Regions from separate parts of the Homo sapiens genome. Here region 2 is linked to region 1. Evidence: chromatin loops called from intact Hi-C (ENCODE). Cell type or tissue: Caco-2. All regions are shown on one strand. Links, peaks and the distances in the headings refer to the core of each region. The heading gives the core; the rest is flanking DNA. Region 1 has its middle 27 kb from the start of CT45A1. Region 2 has its middle 38 kb from the start of SAGE1.

The links. Peaks named below come from ENCODE experiments on the same cell type or tissue, not always from the same donor. Only the 100,000 strongest peaks of a DNase experiment are listed, where the experiment ranks them.
Region 2: it touches region 1 in a loop (14-fold over the local background); 3 of 110 quality-filtered maps call a loop at or near these places.

What each region holds. Positions count from the first base shown.
Region 1 is chrX:135,737,219-135,743,950 of GRCh38, forward strand. No RefSeq gene overlaps it. Among named protein-coding and RNA genes, the nearest start is that of CT45A1, 27 kb to the left of the region's middle. RefSeq lists an enhancer at 3,655-3,774. In Caco-2, for the core only: no CTCF peak of the experiment used is centred there; a DNase peak (open chromatin) is centred at 3,563.
Region 2 is chrX:135,928,692-135,935,423 of GRCh38, forward strand. No RefSeq gene overlaps it. Among named protein-coding and RNA genes, the nearest start is that of SAGE1, 38 kb to the left of the region's middle. RefSeq lists a silencer at 3,627-3,863. In Caco-2, for the core only: a CTCF peak has its summit at 3,379 (motif pointing left); a DNase peak (open chromatin) is centred at 3,370.

The DNA of each region.
Region 1 (6,732 bases), core at 679-5,678:
TGATGAGGGCGTCCTGCAGTAGCCAGGAAAGGCTCTTTCAGAACCTAGCAGAGCTAAACATATACACCTGGCCCAGAAGATAGAGAAGGTGAAAGAGCATCCAGGGGAAGGAAGAGAAATTGCAGGTCTGGCTGCAGCTTCATACCAATAAGGTGAATCCAGAGAGCAGCAACAACGTGTGTAGCTACAAATGGCTGCTGCCTCCTATCCACTGCCCTGCACAATTTTTCAAAGAACCTCCACGGGGAACACCAGATACTTCCCAGAAAGAGAACTGTGGCTAATATAATTCGGCCTAGCCAAGCTGACAAATTGCATGTTATACCCTTGTCACTTGAAAATACAAACTCTTCTCCAAAAGAGGGCACTAAAGCCCCACATTTTTCTTAAATCTTGTTCAATCTGCTGCTACCTAATTCACACTGTGCCTTTAATATCCTGCATCTTAAATTCTGAAAAATAAAGTTAACTTAATAACACATCTTGTGGTAGATCAGGGGATGTCAGGAGGTCAAAACCAAAAATATTTAGTTTATATATATATTATAAAACATATATGTGACACATATAATATTAATATATATGCAAATGAATTCATATCAAAATAAGGAAGTGATACTCTTTATTCTGAAACAAACACAGAAACAAGGACTTATGTTAGTGTTTGTATCTGCCTATGGTCATGTAGTCACTTTTCCCACTACCCATTTTATACTCCCTTTATCCTCATCAAGCACCTTCCCTGGTGACAGACCTTTTCAGAGTGGGGTGACTCAAACCTCCAATCTTGAGGTTCACGGCCATAAGCAGTCCTGATTGAATTAGGCTGTTGTAGTTTTCATTGACTTTCATCACTGGACACAGGAGTACTAAGAGGTGCTCTATAGGCTCTCCTGAATTTTAGACATATCTCTCCTTAACCCCATGATGACTGAAAGGTTGTGCCTCAATCAACTTGCAGACTTGACTAGTTTATAGACCTAAAACCTCATGAATTAAGACAAGGCCTCTTGAGGAGGGACCTTTCTAAAATGAAAAAGTTTATACCACCACTCTTTCTCCCATTCTTACTCAAAGAAGGCCTGTAGCCCTTCACTAAGGTGAAAGTACATGCGGAAGAGAAATTATTAGATTTCTCAATGACTACAGGACCCCAGTTCTGAATTGACACGAATTTCTTGAAGACACAAACATCATGCTGATTCTTTCGAAAAATATGTGATTTATTACTGAGCCTTGGGTGACATTCAATGCTTGACCATGGACGCCAAATTATAATGCTACTTAGACATGCCTGTCTTATCCTAGGTGCTTTCTGACCCACCAAGTTACAGCAATGGGTATGCATAGAAGCACACCATTATTAAATGGAAGTGGTATGTACAAGATCAAGCATGTCCTGAAGGCGAAAGTAAGTTCCATGATGAAGTGGCCAAAATACACATGGATCCTATTCCTGCCACACAACTTTCTCCATCTACGATTGGCAGGATACTAAAATGGTCCCCATGAATTTCACCCCCTGATTAAGTTATCTAGCATGACAAAAGCGATTTTGCAGATGTAAGTAAGGTTACTAACCTGTTAACCTAAATATAGAGGAATTCCTCAGGTGGGCCTAACCCACACACATGAGCCTTTAAAAGCAGAGTCTTTTCTCCAGCTGGTACCACAAGAGGATGAGACAGTTATGAAGAATGAGAAGAATTTGACATGCTGATGCTGGCTTGAAGATAGGGAAGGGACCTCGTGAAAAGATCTGGTAAGCCGCTTTATGAGTTGAGAGTGAGTCCCAGTTCACAGCCAGCCAGAATCAAGGATTTCAGTTCTGCATGGCAAGGAATTGGATTCTGCCATATATCCGGATGAATTTGGAATTGCATTCCACCCCAAACTTTTTAGATGAGAACACCGCTTGCATACAATTTTGATTTTGGCCTTTTGAGACTCCAAGTAGGGAACCAAGTCAAGACCTCCCAGATTTCTGAACTGCAGAACTGTGAGATAATAAATAATAATTCGGTGATGCTTTTAGCCATTTAATTTGGAGTTGTTTGTTACACGGCAATAAAACTAATATATTCTCTCAATCTGGACCTATATCCCTAAGGGGAGTACACTATAACCAGTTGAATGAAGAAGCAGTACCTCAGGGCTAGCTTACCAATAGAGGTGAATGATATGCAGGCACCACTTATATTAGTTTTCATACAGGAAAAAAGAAAGAGAATATAAATTCCAATCTCATTTGTTGGATTTATATTTAAGTTAAAATGTAACATATAGGAGAAGACTACTGGAATCACGGAGGAAAGACCAGTGAAAATCCATGCTTTTATTTTTAAAAAGTGGCAAATATTGTCAACATAGAAATTATTGGAATTCTGGGAATTCAACAGTCCGAAGAATATTTATTCAAGAAAAATGGCTAAATCACACTACAAACCATAAGCTTTGTGGTGATTTAACCTGTTCCACTCCCCCACTCCCCTCCTCTGCTCCATGTTAGCCTTTAAACTTACACCCTCACAACTCTGGTAGCTCTGAATATCAGCAAATTATCAGCCACTGCATGGAGCTACTGGTTGGAGCTCCCCTAAAATCTCTATTTCCAGACAATCACCACTATTAATACTAGTACTATTATTATGTTTGAGACAGGGTCTCACTCTATCTCCTATACTGGATGGCAGTGGAGCACTTATGGTTCACTGCAGCCTCGACCTCCTGGGTTCAAGCAATCCTCCTGCCTCAGCCTCCCAAGTAGCTGGAACTATAGGCATGAACCACCTAATCACCACTATTAAGCATGTCACCAAAACTCCCTGAGAAGCACCATTCTCAGAGCTTGTGTTTAATTAAACTGTCTGATAGCTGGCTTTGTGTGAATACCCCACCCGCTATATTCAGGTGTAAGCTAGGAATTCCTGTAGGGCTGTGTTGCACAGAAGTGATGGCAGTGGGCAATTCTGTCCTGTTTTGGTTTTACAAGGAATGCATCTCATATTTCTCCCCTAGGAATAATGTGTGCAGTGGATTTCTGATAGACCCACAGCTAGTATCATACTGAATGATAGAGACCTTTCTTAAATGCTTTTACATTTTTTCTCATGAATAGGTTATTGCATTTTTAACATGATTTATGCTTTAAATGCGATGATAACATACTTCTTTTTTGTGCATTAATATAGTGTGCCATCCATGAACTTACTGGCGGTCAGGTACAAATTCACCCCATTCTTTTTGAGACAGGGTTTGGCTCTGTTGCCCAAGGTGGAGTGCAGTGGCACGATCTCGGCTGATGGCAACTTCTGCCTCCCAGGTTCAAGTGATCCTCCCACGTCAACTTTCTGAGTAGTTGGGGCCACAGGTGCGCGCCACCACGCCCAGCTAATTTTTGTGTTTTTCTTTTTGGTTGGTTGGCTGTTTTGTACAGCCATGGTTTGGCTATGTTACCCAGGCGATTTCATCCCGCTGTGTGGGAAAGTTCTGCGTTCCTCTCCCTACCTAGCTGTGCAGTTGTTACTGAAGGCCGACTGTAGAGGGCGCCAGAGTCAGAGAATGGGAGGGCTGTGCTTCCTGGTTCTTCTGGCTTGCGCCCGAAGTCCTACAAAGCGTGAGGGCTTCACCTCGGGACTCTGGCGACCCCAACAGGTTCCCAGTGTTCGGCTGGGGCAGGACAAGTGGTGGTGGGCAGCTTCCCTTCCATCCCTCTTGGGCTGTATGGGATTTGTGCTTCTGGTGAGATGCGTCCCATGCACATCATTCGCAGGTGCCCTAGGGGGCAGATTTCCCACAACTCTCAGAGGGCAGGTTTCTAGAAAGTTCAGCCAGTGGTGCAATTTTCGCTGCCATTTTGTGAGGTGCCGCCGCCGCTCCTCCGGCAAGGTCAGGACTTCAGAACTGTGAGTGGGGCGGTTTTTCTCTGGATGTTTTAATTTCGCCCTGGAAAGTGTCTTTTCTGGGCTGCACTGCATCGGGTGTCGGATGTGTGATACGGCAGCCTGCGTGATGTGGTTCCGCTCTGGAGGCACCACCGTGGGTGCCTGTGTTAGCCGTGGGAGAGCGTTTTCCTTGGGCACCTTGTCTCGGCTATGTTGTGGGGCCAGGGGGCTTTTCTTGGGGGCTCCCTCTCGATGATGTGAGGGACTTTTCCTGCTGAAATGACCTGAGCCCGGGGGTGGGGACCCTGCCTTGGTTCCCTTTGTCAGACTCGGGTTAGGGGATGTTTCTTCCCCATTCAGTCACAGCCCTGAGTGGGGACTCTGCCTTGGGCACTCTGTCTGTGCTCAGGAGCTGGGGTGGGGGTGACTGTTCTCTGGATGCATGATCGTCGCCCTGTGGGGTTACTCTCCATCGGGGGCTTTATCTCAGCCCGCGAGGGACTCTTCCTTGGGTGCTGATGTCGGCCGTGGGGCGCATTTGTCCTTGGATGTCGCTCGTTCTCAACTAGGATGTGTTCGCTTTTCTTTGGATCTGTTTATCCCTGATGGGGACGCTTACCAGATGCTTTCTCTTGGTGCTGGGTTTTAAAATAATATTATCTGTGGGTTCTCTCTCTCGGTGCCACGGGAGGGTGGAGTGCTGTTCTTTGGATTCTCTAAGCTTATGGTGGGACTCGGGGAGCTCTGTGTCAGCCATGAGGGAGGGCACCTGACCTTGGGAGTTCTGTCTCGCCCTAGGGTGGAGTGCTTTTCCTCGGTTGGTTGATCTCAGTCCTGAAGGAGCTCTTCTTTGGGGTTCTGTCTGACCTTTGGGCCATAGCCCTGGGTGTCTGTGTGGAAACCGGGGTCCAGAAATACTCGAAGGTTCCAGCTGTGCCACTTTCGCTCAATCGCTGTACAGTTACTCTTTCATTCCAGCCACTCTGATGGGTGTGCAGTGATCTCTCTTTATGTCTACACTTGCATTTCTCTGCCGATTAATGAGATTGAGCACTATTTTTTTTAAAATTGTTTTTATTTATTGATTTTTGTTTGTCTTCTGAGACAGGGTCTCACTCTGTTGCCCAGGCTGGAGTGCAGTGGCATGATCTCGGCTCACTGCAATCTCAACCTCCCGGGGCTCAATTGACTCTCTTCCCTCAGTCTGCCAAGTAGCTGGGACTACAAGCGCAGGCCACCAAGCCCGGCTAATCTTTGTATTTTTTGGTAGAGACGGGGTTTCACCACGTTGCCCAAGCTGTTCTCCAACTCCCGGGCTCAAGTGATCCACCCCCTTGGCCTCCCAAAGTGCTGGGATCACAGGCGTGAGCCACCGCGCCCACCTATTTATTGATTTTTTTTTTTGGAGTATCTTTTTATGTGTTTATTGGTCCTTTAACTACAGCTTTTCGGAAGTTCCTTTTCAGGTCTTTTCCCCCAAATTTTATTGAGATGTTTGTATTTTAAAAATGGATTTGTGGTTTACATATATTCTGGATTTCAGTTATACACAGGCATATATGTACATATAGACAAATATGTATACAATTTTAGTATCTTCTACAAATCTGTTTTGCTTTTACACTATCTTAATAATGTGTTTTAGATGAACAGATTCTCTTAATTTTATTCATCAGTGCTTATTTATGGCTATTCCTTTTTATTATTTTAAGAAACATCTTTGCCTCACCCAATGCCATGATGATAATATTCTAAGTATTCTTCTAGATCTCCCATTCATCTCAAATAAATTTTCATGGAATGGAGTACAGTCAGAGTCCAGGTATATTTGAGGTGTTTATTAGCTATTTGAGTATGACTCTTATGAAGTGCATATTCAGCTTTTCTCCCCAGATTTTATTGAGATGTTTGCTTTTTGAAAATTGATTTGAAGTTCTGGATATATTCTGGATTCCACTCAGTTGTTGTCAGATGTATATACAGATGTATATGTGTGTGTGTGTGTGTGATTAATATATATTTACATGTATAACCTATACATATATACTGTATGATATATAATCTACAAATATACTTCGTTTTTTCATTGTCTTAATAGTGTCTTTTGAGGAATAGAAGTTTTCCATTTAATTATGTGTAATTCAACAATTCATTCTATTATTTATTTATTTTTGAGACAGAGTTTTGCTCTTGTTGCCCAGGCTGGAGTGCAATGGCACGATCTCAGCTCACTGCAACCTCTGCCTCCCGTGTTCAAGTGATTCTCATGCCCCAGCCTCCCGATGAGCTGGGATTACAAGCACCCACCACCACGCCCAGCTAATTTTGTATTTTTAGTAGAGACGGGGTTTCTCCATGTTGGTCAGGCTGGTCTCAAGCTCCTGACCTCAGGTGATCTGCCCACCTCAGCCTCCCAAAGTGCTGGGATTACAGGTGTGAGCCACCGCGCCCGGCAAACAATTCATTCTTTATGGTTAATGCTTTTTTATCCTCGTTAAAAACATCTTTGCCTATTCTATAGTTGTGAAGATAATATCTTAAGTGTTTACTAGATTGTCTATCCATCTTCAATAAAGTTTTTGGAGTGGGATGAGGTAAGATTCAAGGTTTGTATTTTCCCTGCATTTATCACATTTATCAAGTGCATTTATTAAAAGCACTGTCCTTTCCACAATGATTTCCAGGAGCTCTCCTGTGGTAAATCTAGCTATTTTGTATTTCCACATTGTTTCTGGCCTCTGTGTCCTCTTCCATTTGTGTATTTGCCTGTCATTGCTCCAATATCACACTGTTTTAATTACTCTACCTTTATAGTAAATCTCATATTTAATAGTGTATATCTACCAAC
Region 2 (6,732 bases), core at 1,121-6,120, 190 kb after region 1:
GAGCACCAGTCCATCCTAAGTCCTTCCTTCCCAGTTCAGAGAAAACCCACAGTGGCTAAGCTGAGTTCTGATGCAGGCACTACCTCTTTGGGTTCAAACACAGGTCTGTACACCCCACTGCTGGCTGCATAGCAGACACTAGGAAAAGGCAAATATCTATATTCCCTTTTTTACATTTCCTTGGGAATCACTTTTACTAATCTCCCTCACAAGACTTGCAGAGCACTTGGAACTTTCTCAAATGGAAAGATCTCTGTATACATAATTTGATGATCTGTAACAACTTATTCAGAAACTTCTTCATTCTGGTTCTGAGACTAATGCATTACATACATTGGATATCACACTTGTGAAAGTCAGGTTTAAGCAGAATATCAAGTATATTCATGGACCCCCCTACACATCTGTGAGCAAAACCTTGTGGAAACCATGCTTTTCCACCATCAGAGAAGACCTACTTTAAAGCAGAAGCTCTTTTGGGAATCATCAGGTTGTGTTTGGCATGGCAGCAGGGGCAGGGACATTAGAACACAAGTTATTGTCATTCCCCCCTCACCAAGGCCCCTAAAAGCATTGGCTGGCTCCGTTGGGCCCGTCTGGTTGTCCTCAACTGTCAAGATTTGGATTTGCCATTTACTGACAGTGGGACTTGGGTCGTCCCCTCATCTTCTGTGGCCTGAACTTCCTCACCAGTAAAATGGGGTGAGCAATTTCTACTCCCTGGAATCCTCAGCAGGAGTGAAAGAGATGTAACATTCCAAGTGTCTGTACCATGCCAGGGCATAGTCAGAAAATTTGTGGGCTAACGATGAGGGCAAAGATGAATGATACTGGCTGGGCTCATCAGTGCTGCGTGACACCTACAGGGAGACGGACTCTGGTGACCCCTAACCCCCAGGAGAAACTGGAAAGGTACAGAGATGTCCGCCATGGAGCACAGCCTGTGGACAGGGAAACATGCACTTTGGAGGCAGGAAGGCAGCCCGATTTAAGATGCTCTGCATGAGCTTTAAGCAGAATCTCCACTGTCTAGTGTGAATTGATTTTCTGAGTATCTCCCCCAGAAAAGAGACTGTTGTTCTAGGTGCAGGTTTTCAAAAGAAAGGACGTCCCTTTTTATACAAGCTCCATGTTGCGGGAATATCAAGCGTCTGCCAAGGGACACTTAGCCTTGTATTACGGGCTCTTGAAACTGATACAGAGTTGCATCATATTTTAAGATGAAAGGGGTTTTTGCCATGGGCTTCTCCACTTGGCAAGGCAAAATCTTCGCACATTTTAGTTTGGGGATCTCAGTTTACTAAGGAATTTAGTCGCCCTTTTGTGTAGTACAGTCACATTGCAGTAGAATTCTTAGAGCATTGGCAGTGGAGTTAGAAACACCTGGGTTTAAATCTGGGCTTAGCTACCAGCTAGTTGTCTGTCCTTGGGCAAGTGACTTAATCTCTCAAGGCTCAGTCTCCTCAGGTGTTATTTAGAAACCATAGCTCCTATCTCAAAAGGTTGTGTGGGGATTGAAGGTGAGCATGAACGTAAGAAGTCATAGGCAATGCCCAGCATGTTTTCATTGCTCATGCGATGTCCTTCCTGGGTTGGTACGGCATACAGGAAGCGGACATGGCCAAGTACCTAGTAGATGTTGCAGCTCTGGGGCAGAGCAAAGTTCAAGGTGGGTCATTTGCTGATTTTCAGTGACCTGTTCTGGGGTACACAGAGTGAAGACTAGCCCGGAAGGCCAGCAATAAGCTGAGTGAGGGTAATTGGGCCCTGACAGGAGACAGCTTCCTAGGAGTACTCAGAGCTGACAGGCTGAGGCAGAGGCAGAAGCAGAAGATGGGAGCTAAGCCCTCACTCTCCTGAGAGGCCCATGTAAGAGACGACAAGTGAGTAGAGAAAGTTCTGGAGTCAGGGTCATGTGATGAGTAGAACACAATGGGAGGCTGTGGGTCAGGAGGAGTCTAAAGCTGGAGAGTATGATGAGGCTGCACTGGATGAGTGGAAAGTGCTTTGGGTTCAAGACAGAGCTGGAGATGAGGTGCTGCTACAGGTATGCACTTATGTGCCTATGACCTGGCACTAGTTACTTAACCTCTCTGTGTTTCCATATCCTCTTCTGTAAACAGAGGATGATAACAGCAGCTATTCCCTAGGATTACTGCGAACAGTAAAAGAATTAATTCATTTATTCAACATTGACTAAAAACCCTCTAAGTGCCAGGCACTAATATCGGCATGAAAAAAACAGTGAACTAAACTGTTCTCGTGGATCTTACATTCCAGTGGAGGGCAAATGCACTAAACAACCAGAGCAACTACAGAACATGTTATTCACCAAAAGCAGAAATCAGGTGAAGAGATGGTACAAGAGTGGATGGTACTTTGAACTTGGTAGTCAAGGAAGGCCTCTCTGAGAAAGAGACATCTAACCTGAGACAGGAGTAAAGGACCTTATGCATTTAGTTCAGCCCTGAAAGGCTCAGCTTCTGCAGAGTCCCCTCTCCTCCAAGGTCAGAGAAAAAGGAGGGACACGGATTTTAGTAAGTCTTCCTAAGGCTTTCCAGCTCATGTCTTTGGGTGCAGTCTGCATGTAATCTTTTCTTCTGCATGTCTGCCCTGCTCCAGCACCGGAGGAGGAGACAGCAATCTTACAGAGACTGCTTAATGAGCTCCTACCATTGCAGAAGGCCCTTTCATTATGAAAAATCTGTACACACAGATATTATCGCCTATTGGTTCTGCTTTCCTGGTTGAAGTTTGATTGATATAGATTTTGGTATTAAGTGTGATTTCAGAAGAACAGAATTTTAAGAAGAAATTCTCTGAAATTGTTCTGGGTTTCTGGAGTTCTCTCTTTTATCTAATTTGATTTAAAGGCCTTCGTGACCCTGTTTCTAATGGTAAAAGAGCACTGGTAGTCTACAGCAAGAAGTGGCAAGGGATTTTCTTAAATTATCACTTTTAGTTATTTGCACTCAAGCACCTGTAAGAATGCCAGGGTCTAGGTGATCAAGTAGGTGATTTCCGTAAACAAGTATCCCAGAACGTAAAATAAAATAAAAATTTTAAAACTACAAAAAAAGCCTAGTATGGTGGCGCAGGCCTATAGTCCCAGCTACTCTGGGGGCTGAGGTGGGAAGGTCGCTTGGGCTTAGTGTAGGGTCCAGCCCTACTGGGCCTGTGGGTTTTTCTCCTCGTTTGCGGAGACGAGAGATCGTAGAAACAAAGACACAAGACAAAGAAAAGACAGCTAGGCCCGGGGGACCACTACCACCTAGACGCGGAGACCAGCAGTGGCCCCGAATACCTGGCTGCGCTGTTATTTATTGGATACAAGGTTAGGGAGCAGGGTAAGGCCCAGGCACTGGGTTACCGCTAGACCAGGGAGCCCTCTAGTGGCCCTATCCAGGCATAACAGAGGGCTCACACTCTTGTCTTCTGGTCACTTCTCACCGTGTCCCTTCAGCTCCTATCTCTGTATGGCCTGGTTTTTCCTAGGTTATCATTGTAGAACAAAGATTATTATAATATTGTAATAAAGAGTAATGCTACAAACTAATTATTAGTAATATTCATATATAATCATATCTATAATCTATTTCTAGAATATTCTTATTGTATATATTTCCTTTATTGTACTGAAACAGCTTGTGCCTTTGGTCTCTTGCCTCGGCACCTGGGTGGCTTGCCGCCCACAGCTCAAGAGGCGGAGGTTGCAGTGGGCCGGGATCATGCCACTGCACTCCAGCCTGGGCAACAGAGAGACACCTTTTCTCAAAATTTAAATAAATGGATAAGTAAATAAAGTAGAAAAAAAAACAATGTAGTGAAAATGAGGAGTATAATGGAGATGACTGGTTGCCTCTAAATGTGCTGGAGAACATAGGAAAAGAAAATTATGACCTCAGGTCCTTAAAGCCTTATCCATACCAAGATCCACATAAAGAGCTAGAAAGCATCCATGAAAGAACCCATTATCTCCCGTAGCCACATACCTGATATTTGGGAAAACCATATCCAAAGGTGAATCTTGCAGTTGGCTGAATTACAACACGAATGCAATTCCTAATCTCTCAAGGTCTCTTCTGTTCATGTAGAGCACTGACTGGGAATGAATGGGATCCTGAACATTTTAATGTGATATATATGCAGACTTTGATGAAGCTGGGTACCTTGAACCCCTAAATTCTGTGAGATATGTCTTTCAGACACCTAAAAAAAGGTGTAAAAAAGTAAAAAAAAGCACCTTCACTCCCGCCCAAGGAGTTTATTTCTCCTCTGCCTGAAGAACCTGCAATAGTCTGGTCTGAGGTAGTGGCCTTGCAGGACACTGTTGATCCTCCTGAGAAACTGCACCCACCACCTTTACTTCATTTAAAACCCTGTAAGACTCAAGTTTCCACCAGCCCCAAACTAGAGGGTACATAATGTGACCCATTAGTAGGGGTAGAATGTACTATAACAACTACTGATATTTTTTTCCAACGCTAATAGGCAGAAACCTAGGGACTTTGTGTGGAAATGTTTCTTGAGGGTGGGGTATGAAGGTAGAGAAAAAATAAATTTGATACACACCAGATTTATCAATATAGAGTCATTAAGCCAAGGTTCTGGATTCAGTGTTTTTCTTTGAGAGGGTAAGGATGGCTCTAGCAGTTTGCTTGGTTGGTTGACTAAAATAAGGAAGCAAATGTTGACTATCCTTAATTAAGGAGAAATTCAAGGACTTCCTTGATATAGTCCAAAGGCTTAAGGACACTGGAATGTTGGAGTGAATTTATCATGGAAGAACTGCTCAGCCATGCTGGTAGGTCCAGAGGACGTGACTTTCACCAAGGCTGCAAGAAATTACTTTGTATGCGGAGCCCAGAAATCTGTGAGGAGTTTGTGGTGGCTGTCTTCTTTAGTCATACATTACTGCAGGCTTGCCCTTGAGGAAAGATCATGCTGCACTGCCTAATAACTATGCTGTTAATCGTTGTCCCGACCTTCCTCAACAGATCTGCGCCCAATTCTTACTGTGGCAGTGCATGGTGGAAAAGTAATCAGAATTCTCAGGGATTACTTGATAAAGGCTTTGAACTGGTACTAATTCCAGGATACCTAAAATGTCCCTATGCTACTCTAATAAGAGTTGTTTCTGTTAATCATGTGGTTTTTCATCAGGAAATTCATGTGGTTTTACATCAGGTCCAATGTACAGTGGACTAAGTTGGTCCATGAATCCACCTTCTGGTTGTTTCCCAGTTTCAGAATGCATAGTTGGGGACGTACACGGTAACTGGCAGAATCCCCACATTGGTTCCCTGACCTGTGGAGTGAGGGATGCTATGGATGGAGAGGCCAAGCTGAAGCCACTAGAACTGCCCTAATTATAAAAATCATAATCCACAAGCAATACTACTTTCCTGGAGGGACTGCAGTAACTGGTGGTAACACCAAGCATTTGAAGGACATAGGCTAGTGATTCTTCAGCCATCCCTTTCAACTGAACTATTTGTCCTGTGCAGAAATATATGGATTTGTGGCCAGGCACGGTGGCTCACGCCTATAATCCCAGCACTTTGGGAAACCAAGGCAGGTGGGTCACTTGAGGTCAGGAGTTCAAGACCAGCCTGGCCAACATGGTGAATCCCTGTCTCTACTAAAATATACAAACAATTAGCAAGGTGTGATGGTGCACAACTACAGTCCCAGCTGCTCAGGAGGTTGAGGCAGGAGAATCGCTTGGACCTGGGAGGTACTGCAGCTGCTGTGCTCCAGGTGGTTTTGTTGCTTTCGTAACTGTGACATCCCTGGGAACCTGATACATAATATCAATTAGGTGAATGTTTTTTTCTCTTTCAGTCATTATCACAAACAAGTTTGGGTTCGGCTGGAAAGGTCAGCAATGTACTATGACCTCCTATTTCAAGCTTATATCAACTCTCTAAGCTTACATCCTAAATGAGTCCTTAAGGGTCCTTGACCACCGTTCCCTTATACCAGATGTGACAGCATCCTTGCACTGATAACACTATGCTGACTGAGCGGGAGGTAGCAACTAATCCAGTCGCATTAGCAACACACTTGCAAGACATTCTGTGATAAATAATTCCCACACAAAATCAGGGGCCTTCTAACTGAGTGAAACGTTTAACAATCTAGTAGTCTGGCATGTCAAGATGGTGCTTATAAGGTGAACAGCAAGTTCCTACATCTTGCCTTTCTTACCACTAAATAAGGAACGCAAAAACGAATTGTGTAATAGATGCTTGTTTTCGCGTATACCTCAATGTTGTGCAGTACCATGACCCATTGCCAAGTGACTGAAACCCTGCTAGCATGGATTGGGGCCCAGAAAAGGAGAAACTTCTCTGATCCTGCACGTGTGGTCTCGTGTGGAGTTCCCTGTGACCAGTTGACTAGAAAATAAAAAATATCATGCCTGATTTTCATTTGTTACTTCAGAATATTCAGGCACAACATGTATTAGTTTGTTAATGCTACAAAACAAATTATCCCCAATTTAGCAGCTTAAAACAACACAAATATATAAGCAGTTCTGTAGATCAGAAATCTATGCAGCCTGGATTGGTTTCTCTGCTTAGGATCTCACAAAATCAAAGTTAAGGTATCAACCAGGCTGCTGACTAACTGAGGACTCAGAGAGAACCTGTTTTCAAGCTCATTTGGGTTACGGGAAGGTCTAACTTCTTAAAGTTGTGGAACTGAGGTAGCCATATACTTGCAGTC